2 separate regions of the Mus musculus genome follow, and region 1 is linked to region 2. Evidence: chromatin loops called from intact Hi-C (ENCODE). Cell type or tissue: left cerebral cortex. All regions are shown on one strand. Links, peaks and the distances in the headings refer to the core of each region. The heading gives the core; the rest is flanking DNA. Region 1 overlaps Gm39145 (a long non-coding RNA gene). Region 2 overlaps Gm39146 (a long non-coding RNA gene).

Region 1 (5,373 bases), core at 222-5,221, 90 kb before region 2:
TGGTGGTAAGACCATTTTCCATCTCTATGGATCATGTTATGGTCTTTGTGCGTCATAATCTCCTAAACAAGGCAGTCTAACAATTAGACTCAGCATTCGCTCTGTATTAGGGACCTTAAGTGCAGATGATTTGAAGCACATGGAGGGATAAGCATAGACTAGATGCAACCCTGGTCTGAGCATCTGCAGTCTGGCCATCTCTGGGGAAGTCCTAGAAACAATGCCACAGATGCTGGAGATGGCTGCAAACTCAGCCACACGAACCAACAGCATAGAAAGCAGGCTTTCCTTTCCCTGTCACAGACACTCAATCTACCCGAGAGCCCTGTCAACTCCTCCCTCAGACGAAGTCTCATCATCACCCCTCAAAGAAAACAGATCATACCTGGTATTTCATCAGAGCCAAAGCAAGAGGCCTCCAGTGGGCCCAATTTCTGTTCCTGCTTTCAGTCATACAGCAAGCAGAACAACCCACCTTCTGTAGTTTAAACCCCAATGGCTTCCCAGTGTTAGTGTGGGATCCTTCAAACATCCCATGGCAGCTAGACTTGCCTACGCCCTCTAGCCTTGCCTGCCACAATACGCCCAGTTCCTTGATGCTTCTTTGTCTTCAAGAAGGAAATCCTTGTTTTTCCTCTCAGGTCTTTGGGGACCTTAACCAATGGTACAGATTGGTCATATATACCACGCACGTCTCCAGGAACTCAAGCAAACAACAAAAAGACACTAAAAAACTGTTACATAAAATATGTCCTCTGTTCCTAACCATGACAAATTCTTCCTAATGACAAAACTGAAAAGCCTGTGCTCAACACATGTGAGCAAAATAGAACAACTGAATCCAATTATTACTGTGCATGTCTGAGTGTTCTGGGTTTTTGTTAGTGAAACTTGAATAGGAACTTAAACAGAGACATGCATTATTTATAACAAAGTATACATTTATTGTACAGAGATACTTTCAATTAAGAAAAATCACGACTATGGTCACCATCAAGTAATTTACGTTCTATTAAGGTGAGCTATAAGGAAGGGTTTTAAATGCTATTGTCTCAACGTGTACAGAACTTAAGCATATTATTACTTAAAATATAACAACTGTAAATTAGAAGTTAAAATGGTTTTTATGTATGTTTTCAAAAGAAGTTACTTTATTCAAGTGTTCAATATTATTTATTTTTTGTGATTAAAAAATCTTTATTTATTTTAATTTTATAGATATATGTGTTTTGTCTACATGTAATCCTGTGTACAACATGTGCACCTGATGACCACAGGGGCTAGAAGAGGACATCAAAGCTTTTAGATCTGGAGTTATAGAGAGTTGGCCACCATATGGGTGCTGGGTGCTGGGTGCTGGGTGCTGGGTGCTGGACCCAGGTCCTCTGCAGGAGCAGCCAGTCCTCTCCAGACCAACATTTAGACTCTTCATGGGCTGCCTCCAGATTCAAGTGGTGCATCAGCAAAGCCAGGCCCTCTCAGCACTCTACAAACCAATCCGAATCCCTTTCAAAATTATTTATAATTACATAAATTCATATTCAATGTGTGGTGTGAATTTTTATAATGATTATTTGAAAAAACAATTTGAAAATTCAACTAAATTATATTTTAAAACTTGAGGATTCAACTAAATTATATAAAACAGTTCCTTTTTTAAAAAAGGGGATTTATTTATTTTATTTATATGAGTATACTGTAGCTGTCTTCAGACACACCAGACGAGTGCATTGGATTACATTACAGATGGTTGTGAGCCACCATGTGGTTGCTGGGAATTGAACTCTGGACTTTGGAAGAGCAGCAGTCAGTGAGTGCTCTTAACCTCTGAGCCATCTCTCCAGCCCTATAAAACAGTTCTTTTGTGTTTTTGTTGTTTGCTTGTTTGTTTTTCCTAAGAATTGAACCTGGGCCTCATTTATGCTACATATATACTAATTTAAGCTACATCCCTTAATGTCCTCAGCTTTAGTGTTCTGTAACCATCTGGCTCTTGGGGGGCTGTTTGGTTGTTTGGTTGGTTTTGGTTTGGCTTTAGTTTTGGTTTTAGTTTTTCGAGACAGAGTTTCTCTGTGTAGTACTGGAACCTACTTTGTAGACCAGGCTAGCCTCAAGCTCAGACATCTTGCCTCTGCCTCCCCAGTGCCTGGACCAAACGTCTGCATAGACCACCATTACCCAGTTCCAGATGGCCGAGAAGATAAAGGATTGACGTGTTTCAAGTATTCGACCGGTTACAAATTGTTTCAAAACGTTCCTCATTCTGTGTACGTGGCTGCAGATACTCCTTTAACCCCTGGGCATCTGCGGAGCGTGAACAGGGAGGATGGCCAGAACTCCAGGACATCACCCTTTGTTCAGCCCACTGCATAGATGTTATCTGAGAAGGAGCCCTGGGTGCATTAATCTGTTTGTCCTCTTACCCAAGCGCGTCAGCCATGTGACCCTGTGTTTGTCTCAACTTTGGCAGACCACAACCCACAACAGTGACGCATGCGGATGAGGTGGTAGAGAAGCATCTGCCTGGAGTCTGAACAAGATGAGTAAACACCGATGCCTGTGAGCCTCCGAATCCCACGGCCCAGGGTGTGGCCTCTATGGCCTTGGCCAAAGGTAACTCAGTAAGGTCAGCCTCTCCTCTCGCCAAGGACTTCTTTGCTGCCAGACCTTCCGAGCCTACTCAGAACACCTGAGAATGATGCCCACCTCCCCACCCCCAATTGTCTGTATCCTGTGGCTTTCTGTGTGGTTTAAAACAGTCAGCCCACCCTGTATCTCATTAGGGTTTGTTTTGAAGCAGGATCTCAAACTAGAGACCCTTCTGGCTCCCAGCACGAGGTGTCAGGACCACAGGCAGGAGCTACTGTAGACGTGCCAGTGTGTATTATGCACCGCTCGCTCCTACCTTTCTTTACCCGCCACACTTTCTGCCATATTCACAGGGTGTTAGGAGCCTTTTGGCAATGATCAGACACTCGTGACCATAACATTTCAGGGCTGCAAATGACCCAGGCCTTTGTGCTTGCTCACTGCCTACTCCCTCGAGAGGTCCCGAGGACCACTGATGCAGAGGTGCCTCATTAGTCACTGGGAGCCAGTAGACCAGCTGGAACTGAAAACAGACTCTTCCAAGAAAAGCCTGGGTTTTCCCCTTAGGCGTGCTGGGGTGCAGAGGAGGCCCACAGGACCTAGCGACCGCCTTAGCATTCCAGCCCGCTGGACAGGCACGCATTTCTTCCTCAAGAGGGCGCCGGCTGCCTGCGTCTAAGCTGTTGGCAAATGGATTCAGAGGACGGGAGTGACCTCTGGCCCAAGCACAGGGTTTCAAAAGCACCGGGGACATTCCAGCCACATCAAGATTGGGATACCAGTTCCGTAGATCCCATAAGTTCCGTGTTTCTGGACAGTTGAGGACTCTTTGCTTTAGCATCTTTCAGGAAGTTGAGACCTTTTCAGCCTCTGCGCGGTCGGCGTTTTGGACTTAGATGAGGAGGGGATCCTTTTCGGAGGAGCACAGCAGCCTCGCCCTGCACCCCGACAAGGACGTGCCAGGGCTCACCCCGCCTCTCCTTCAACGCTAGGATGGGTGGAGATCCGTCGTCCAGTGATGTAAGGGAGACTCTTGTGGCCCTCAAAAACTCGGAAACCAAGCTGGAAGGCTATTTCTGAGCATACCCCAGACCCAAGACAGAATTCGTGAATGTTCTACACAGGATATCACGATTTCTGTCCTGTAAACTTTTCTTCCAGGGAATTTTTTTTTCTCTTATTTGTTTTATCATCTCCAAATGGTGATCGTTTGAGAATTATGTGGTGTTTATCCTCCTGGCTATAAACTCTAAACCAGTGCAGGGGCTCCACCCCCCACTCCACCCCCCCCAGCCTGCATAGTTCCTATTTCTCAGGAGCCATTTATCTCCCTTTTATTGTTGTTTTCTTCATTGGCTTCCCCCTCAGCCAGACAGGCTTAATAACTGGCAGTCATCACGTACAGCAGAGTGGTGGCAGCCACCCCCGCAAAGGGGACCCAGTCGTTTCCCAGAGCCAGAATGCTCTGTAGCCACGGCCTCTATTGTTTTCTTAGCAGACTCCGGTTTTGTTTCTTGGCTCTCCTTGAATGAAGAAACTCTTAAAACATCATGTGTCTGCCTTGCTTTGTGTAGGAAAGCGCCGTAAACAGGAAGTCTACACACACACACACCCCTCCCAAAATAAAAGTGACCAGGCAATTAGGGCTTCTAGCATGACTTAACCCCCACTGCCCAGGCACCTTGGGGGGAAAGCTGGACTCCATTAATCAGGCCAAAGCACAGCTACAGGGAGGCCTGCCGGCAGCCAGAGAGGAGAGTGGGTGCCAAAGATCTGCCAAGAGAGGAAGAACAATATGGCCCACAGGCCTGCGTGAAAACCATCTCAGCCAAGTTGCAAAGAACGCATGACAATCTTTTGCATTGTCCTAGAGTGGCCTGAGAGGCCTCACTGGGAGCAGAGAGCTCAGTTGCCTAGCATTCCAGCCCTGGCACTTGGCTGCTTCTGCTGTTTTCAGGGCTGATTTGTAGTATGGGTACTGAGACTCCTACTACGTCGCCACACCAGCTTCTGAGAAACTTTATATCCTCAGTCATCAGCCAGTGTTGACTCAGTGTGGTTTCTCCCGGTCCATCCTGCCTAGGATGGAGTCTTACCTAAGTCAGCATCATAGACAACTAAGGAGGCAGGAGACTGGGGGGGTGCAACACCATGATAGAGCATGGTTTAGCATGCTGTGGTCCTGGGTTCCATCCTCAGTTACAAAAATGTAAGGAGGGAGGGAGGAAATAAAGAAACAGGTGGAATGGTACAATGATTTTTGAATTCTTAGGGAGAAGATAGAGAAACAGCGTGCGCCCAAGAAAGAGGTCTAGTGGAGTCTCTCTTCACAAGGAAACTCAGATTGGGCAGGAGCTTTCAACAACAAAGGATGCAGGAGGATAGTGCAATAGTTCTCAAGTCGGAAGGACAAAAAGACATTTTTAGGACAGGTTCTAAGCACACCTGGGAATGCAACACATAGACCATTATGATTCGAAGTGGCTTCCTCTCCCAGGTCGATTCCTCTGGTCCACTTGATTCTGTTCCTGGTTAGACTGCCATAACAAGCCTATGCATAGAAACGGCTGGGTGATGTTCCCAGGGAAAGCTCTCAACCGGACACAGTGGCAGCTTTTTCCTGGACAGGTGGGAGAGGACTCTGGTGTCTGCGGGTGGGAAGCTACAAGGTATCAGCTCAGCTCTTTAGGAAGCTACAATGTATCAGCTCAGCTCTGGCCTGACCCCCTCCGCTAGAGATGCTGCAGGAGCAAGGCTTTCCAACAGGTGGCGCTCTAGCAGTCA
Region 2 (5,373 bases), core at 285-5,284:
TTCTTTCTTTCTTTCTTTCTTTCTTTCTTTCTTTCATATGTATCATTTTGTTGGGTGGAGGGGGGGCGGTGGGCAGGGAGAAGCGAGCAGAACTTGTGCCACCGTGTATACGCTGTGGTCAGAGGTTTGCAGGACTGTCTTCTTCTTCAGCCCTGTCAGGTCCCCGAATGCAACTCAGATGCTCAGACTTGACAGTATGTACCGTCTCGCCAGGCTTCCCTGCCACGCCCGCACCAGCACATGAAATCTTGAGGGACACTTTCAAGACAGAGCGGCTACTTTGTCCCTTCATCCTTCCCTAATTCTTGTCCTCAGTTTTCTTAGTTGTTACGACAACTAAGTCCTTACCCTTTCATTCTTCTTGCCGCTTGCTTGCTAGCTCTTTCTCCCAGGCTTGCTTTCTTCGATCTCTTTACTGCCCTCTGTCTTCCTATCTCTTCCCTCTTACTCCTTTTCGCTCACTTCTGCAAAGAGCATTAGTTCTTCACAGTGGGGGGTTCAGCCCCAGAAACAGTCTCTACTTCTTGCTGGGTTTGTGCTGCCTGCAGCTTGCTCACTGCCAGACCCTGAGGGCATGTTTACACCACTCTTGGCTTTAGTGCCTCAGGGTGGAGCATGACAGTAATCCCAGCACTGAGGAAGTAGAGGCAGGAGAACTAAGAGTTCAAGATGAGTCTTGACTACAAAGTGAGTTCGAGGCCAGCCTAGCTTCATGAAAACTTGCCTCAGAAACAAAGACAAGGAGGAGGAGGGAGTTCGGGTTACAGGAGGAGATAGATTCCTGGGTAGAACTGTTCATTCTGGGAAGCTTTTATTCCTCTACATCTGACTGTTGAGCACGGCTCCTTATCAAGCCGTTAGCAGCAGCTATCAGCATCACAAGTAGGAACTGGAAGGAAGGAGCCACAGCCTCACAGTCTTCCTTTCTATCTCAGTGACTCGAAGCCTGCAGCTCCTTTGTAAAAATCAGACTTCGATCTCATCAAGTGACAGGGTGCATTTAGCACGTGTGTAGCACACAGTAAAATCTCAGTGCCTGTGGTGATGACGAAGAGGGTGGAGGGAAGGAGGAGGAAGTGTCAGTCGGTTTCCTCTCTCTGGCAGCCTTCAGACAGGAGGAACCATAAGCCAGCAGACGTGAAAGGATTAAAAAAATACTAATATCGCTCTCCGGGGTTGGAGAGGGGAGAGAGAAATGGAGTCATAGCAGAAGATGTGGGCAGGAGAGAATCCTACCACTGAACCACCATGGGACCTCATAAAATTGCAAAGCTTCTGTAAGGCAAAGCACACTGTCAGTAGGACAAAATGGCAACCAACAGATTGGGGAAAGATCTTTACCAATCCTACATCCAGTAGAGGGCTAATATCCAATATATACAAAGAACTCAAGAAGTTAGACTCCAGAGAATCAAATAACCTTATTGAAAAATGGAGTACAGAGCTAAACAAATGATTTACAAATGAGGAATGTCAAATGGCTGAGAAGCACCTAAAGAAATGATCAACATCCTTAGTCATCAGGGAAATGCAAATCAAAACAACCCTGAGATTCCACCTCACACCAGTCAGAATGGCTAAGATCAAAAACTCAGGTGACAGCAATGCTGGCAATGCTTGCTGAAAGGAGCCTGATATGGCTGTCTCCTGAGAGGCCCTGCCAGAGCCTGACAAATACAGAAGTGGATGCTCACAGCTATTGGACTGAGGGTGGGGTCCCCAATAGAGGAGTTAGAGAAAGGACTGAAGGAGCTGAAGGGGTTTGCAACAATATCAAGCAGACCCCCCAGAGCTCCCAGGGACTAAGCCACCAACCAAGGAGTATACAAGGCTCCAGCAGCATATGTAGCAGAGGATGGCCTTGTCAGCCATCAATGAGAGGAGAGGTCCTTAGTCCTATGAAGGCTTGATGACCCAGTGTAGGAAAATCAAGGGCGAGGGAGGCAAGAATGGTTGGGTGGAGGAACACCCTCATAGAAGCAGGGGGAGGGGGGATGAGATAGGGGGTCTCCAGGAGTGGGGGAAACCGGGAAAGGGGATGGCATTGAAATGTAAATAAAGAGAATATCCAATTTAAAAAAAGAAAGAATACATGGGCAAGAATTAGAAGCTACAGTCAAGAAGGACCTTCCAGATAAATGATTCTGTAAGCAAAGGTCTAAACACAGAAAGTGGTGACCCACGTTGGACATGAGCATCTTTAAAAAGTGAGAAAGATGCAAGGGCTCTACTGGGGGCCTGCTTAAAAAAAAATAAATGCAAGAGAAAAAAGTTGTAAGTTAGATTTTAAAAAAAGTTCAAATAGAACCCAAGGGAACTCCACAAGAGGAAGCCCTGTGGTAGGGGTAGGGGTAGTGGCAGGGTCAGGTGGGGGAGGTGGGGGTGGGGAGGGTGTATGTGCAGCAAAGGCTGACAACAAAGAGCTGTTAGTGGTAGAGAGTAAACAGGGAGGGGGAGCCCGTGGAGCCTGGAATCCGGGTGCAGAGTATTTTTCCAAGGCTCTAGGATGTCTGCAGGTAGCTCTAGATAACATCATGTTTCTGTGCTGACAAGAATGTCTTGGGAAGGGGAGCCACCAATCCAAGAGAAGGAGAAGTAGCCGGAGGTCTGTCTGTGACCAGGCCTCCTAAGGTCTGGGATTACAGGCTGGTGCCAGCAGGCTCAGAGTTCCTCTGCTTGGGGACAGATAGAAGAGCCTGTTCCCTTTTCTCAAAATGGAAATCCTGATCCCACTCACTCCTCTTCTCCCTGTGCTTGCTAGCTTCTCTGTGCTTGCTAGCTTCTCCCCATGCTTGTTAGCTTCTCCCATGCTTGCTAGCTTCTCTGTGCTTGCTAGCTTCTCCCATGCTTGCTAGCTTCTCTGTGCTTGCTAGCTTCTCCCATGCTTGCTAGCTTCTCTGTGCTTGCTAGCTTCTCCCCATGCTTGTTAGCTTCTCCCATGCTTGCTAGCTTCTCTGTGCTTGCTAGCTTCTCCCCATGCTTGTTAGCTTCTCCCATGCTTGCTAGCTTCTCTGTGCTTGCTAGCTTCTCCCCATGCTTGTTAGCTTCTCCCATGCTTGCCAGCTTCTCTGTGCTTGCTAGCTTCTCCCATGCTTGTTAGCTTCTCCCATGCTTGCTAGCTTCTCTGTGCTTGCTAGCTTCTCCCCATGCTTGTTAGCTTCTCCCATGCTTGTTAGCTTCTCCCATGCTTGCTAGCTTCTCTGTGCTTGCTAGCTTCTCCCTGTGCTTGCTAGCTTCTCCCATGCTTGCTAGCTTCTCCCCATGCTTGTTAGCTTCTCCCATGCTTGCTAGCTTCTCTGTGCTTGCTAGCTTCTCCCCATGCTTGTTAGCTTCTCCCATGCTTGCTAGCTTCTCCCCATGCTTGTTAGCTTCTCCCCGTGCTTGCTAGCTTCTCCCTGTGCTTGCTAGATACATTCTACTCCCTGTTTCTGTAACTTTGACCACATTAGTTATGTAATTAGACTAGAATTTGTCTTTTCTGTCTGGAGTCTTCCTTTAGCATAATAGTCCCTGGGTTCATCTACTCAGTAGTATGTGACACTGTATGTACCTATAGCATCTCTTTTATTAACATCTGTTGATGGCCACTGGGGTTCTGTCTCATAGCTAAGCTACCTTGGATAGCACCGGGCCTCACCTGGCCTCACCTGGTGTCACATCTTGAGAAAATACCACGGACAACTCTTAAGTTTGCATCTCCAGTTCAGACTTTCTGCGTGGTGGCGCACGCCTTTAATCCCAGCACTCGGGAGGCAGAGGCAGGCAGTTCAAGGCCAGCCTGGTCTACAGAGTGAGTTCCAGGACAGCCAGGGCTACACAGAGAAACCCTGTCTCGGAAAAAAAAAAAAAAAAAAAAGAGTGGCTAACTTACAAATCTGTCTGCTTATAAATCATCTAGAACTTGATATTTCCCAAACTGAACTTGAAATTTCTGCCCCTAACTTGGTCTTCTCCCTGTTCTCTCCATCTATCCTCCAACCTGCTCCACGGAGACACCAAAGTCATCATACTCCCTCTTCCGTGCTCCATGTACCACCTCTCACCTGGACCACCACGACTGTTAGACCCTGTGCTTGCTCTGTCCTTCCGGCCTTCTCCCCAAGCCAAAAACTTTCTCCAAGATAGTTAACTCAGCTTGAGCGCTTCCTCTCCTTTAACCCTTCCATTGCATCACTCCCACTCCCGCCAGAGAAATGCCACCGAAGTATAATAAGCAACACACCCTATATAGTCTGCCTCCATCCATCAACGTGAGCTCATCGCTAACTAATCCTGCTGTGTACCAGTAATCCATGACCGAAAAACAATTATTCAAAAACTTGGTGCCTAAAAAAAAAAAAAAAAACAAACATTAATTCTTCCACGTGTCCAGGCAGGAGGTGGGAGTGGTCTGCTGGGTTCTCTGGCTCAGCCTCTCATAGGCTATAATCAGAGTGTGGGCAGTGACCGTGGTCATCTCAGATCTCTCAGCCAGTAGTGAATCCCTTCTCAACTAACAGAGCAGTTGGCAGGATTCAGCTCCCTGGGGGCTGTCAGGCTGAGGGCCTGCGTTGTTCACAAGCAAGAAAATCCCTCTCTCCCTGGCTCTCTTGTCATTTGGGTCTCTCCATGGGGTGGCACATTGTGTGGGTGGCTGAATGACTAAGAGAAGAGAAAGTACAGAAACGGATGCTTGGGGCTCTTGGAAGCAATGTCTAGAGTATCTGCCACATTGTAATGGTTGAAAGCACATCACACTTGAAGACAGAGTGCTACAGAAACATCCTAAAAAGACAGGGATCTTGGGAGCCACATTGAGTTCAACTACAACACTTATTCAAGTGCACAGGACTCTTTGTCCCATAGCCTACCAGGCTCCTATACTACCATACTCTACCACAGGGCCTTAGCTGCAGCCGGGCCCTCGGCCTGCAACAGCACTCCCAAATGGCTAGTTCACGTCCTTTTAGTGTCTGCTCACACAGCCCCTTTACATAGTCCCTTTGGGTGAAGGTTTATCTGATTAGTTTATTAGAAATCCCAGCAGTCCTCTGTCCCTTTCTATCCTGATGTTTGCTCTCTCTCTCTCTCTCTCTCCCTCTCTCTCCCCCCTCTCTCTCTCCCTCTCTCTCTCTCCATAACACAATCATTTTCTTTTCTTTAAAGACTTACTTATTTTATGTATATGAGCACACTGTAGCCGTCCTCAGACACACTAGAAAAGAGCATCGGATCGAATTACAGATGGTTGTAAGCCACCATGTGGTTGCTGGGATTTGAACTCAGGACCTCTGGAAGAGCAGTCAGTGCTCTTAACTGCTGACCCATCTCTCCACCCCACCCCCAACACAATCACTTTCTAATGTCCCACCTTTTACATGTCTCTTCCCATTA

The links. A loop is a pair of places that touch in the nucleus more often than their neighbours do. Peaks named below come from ENCODE experiments on the same cell type or tissue, not always from the same donor. Only the 100,000 strongest peaks of a DNase experiment are listed, where the experiment ranks them.
Region 1: it touches region 2 in a loop (2.9-fold over the local background); 6 of 42 quality-filtered maps call a loop at or near these places.

The regions. Positions count from the first base shown.
Region 1 is chr8:25,271,971-25,277,343 of GRCm38, forward strand. Gm39145 (a long non-coding RNA gene) reads left to right here. Exons shown (of 3, transcript XR_001778746.1): 2 at 2,471-2,613. Among named protein-coding and RNA genes, the nearest start is that of Gm39145, 3.6 kb to the left of the region's middle. In left cerebral cortex, for the core only: a CTCF peak has its summit at 3,248 (motif pointing right); DNase peaks (open chromatin) are centred at 3,247 and 4,381; H3K4me3 peaks cover 544 bases; H3K27ac peaks cover 377 bases.
Region 2 is chr8:25,361,811-25,367,183 of GRCm38, forward strand. The region is part of intron 3 of Gm39146 (a long non-coding RNA gene); the gene reads right to left. Among named protein-coding and RNA genes, the nearest start is that of Gm39146, 25 kb to the right of the region's middle. In left cerebral cortex, for the core only: a CTCF peak has its summit at 414; DNase peaks (open chromatin) are centred at 1,062, 2,688 and 4,626.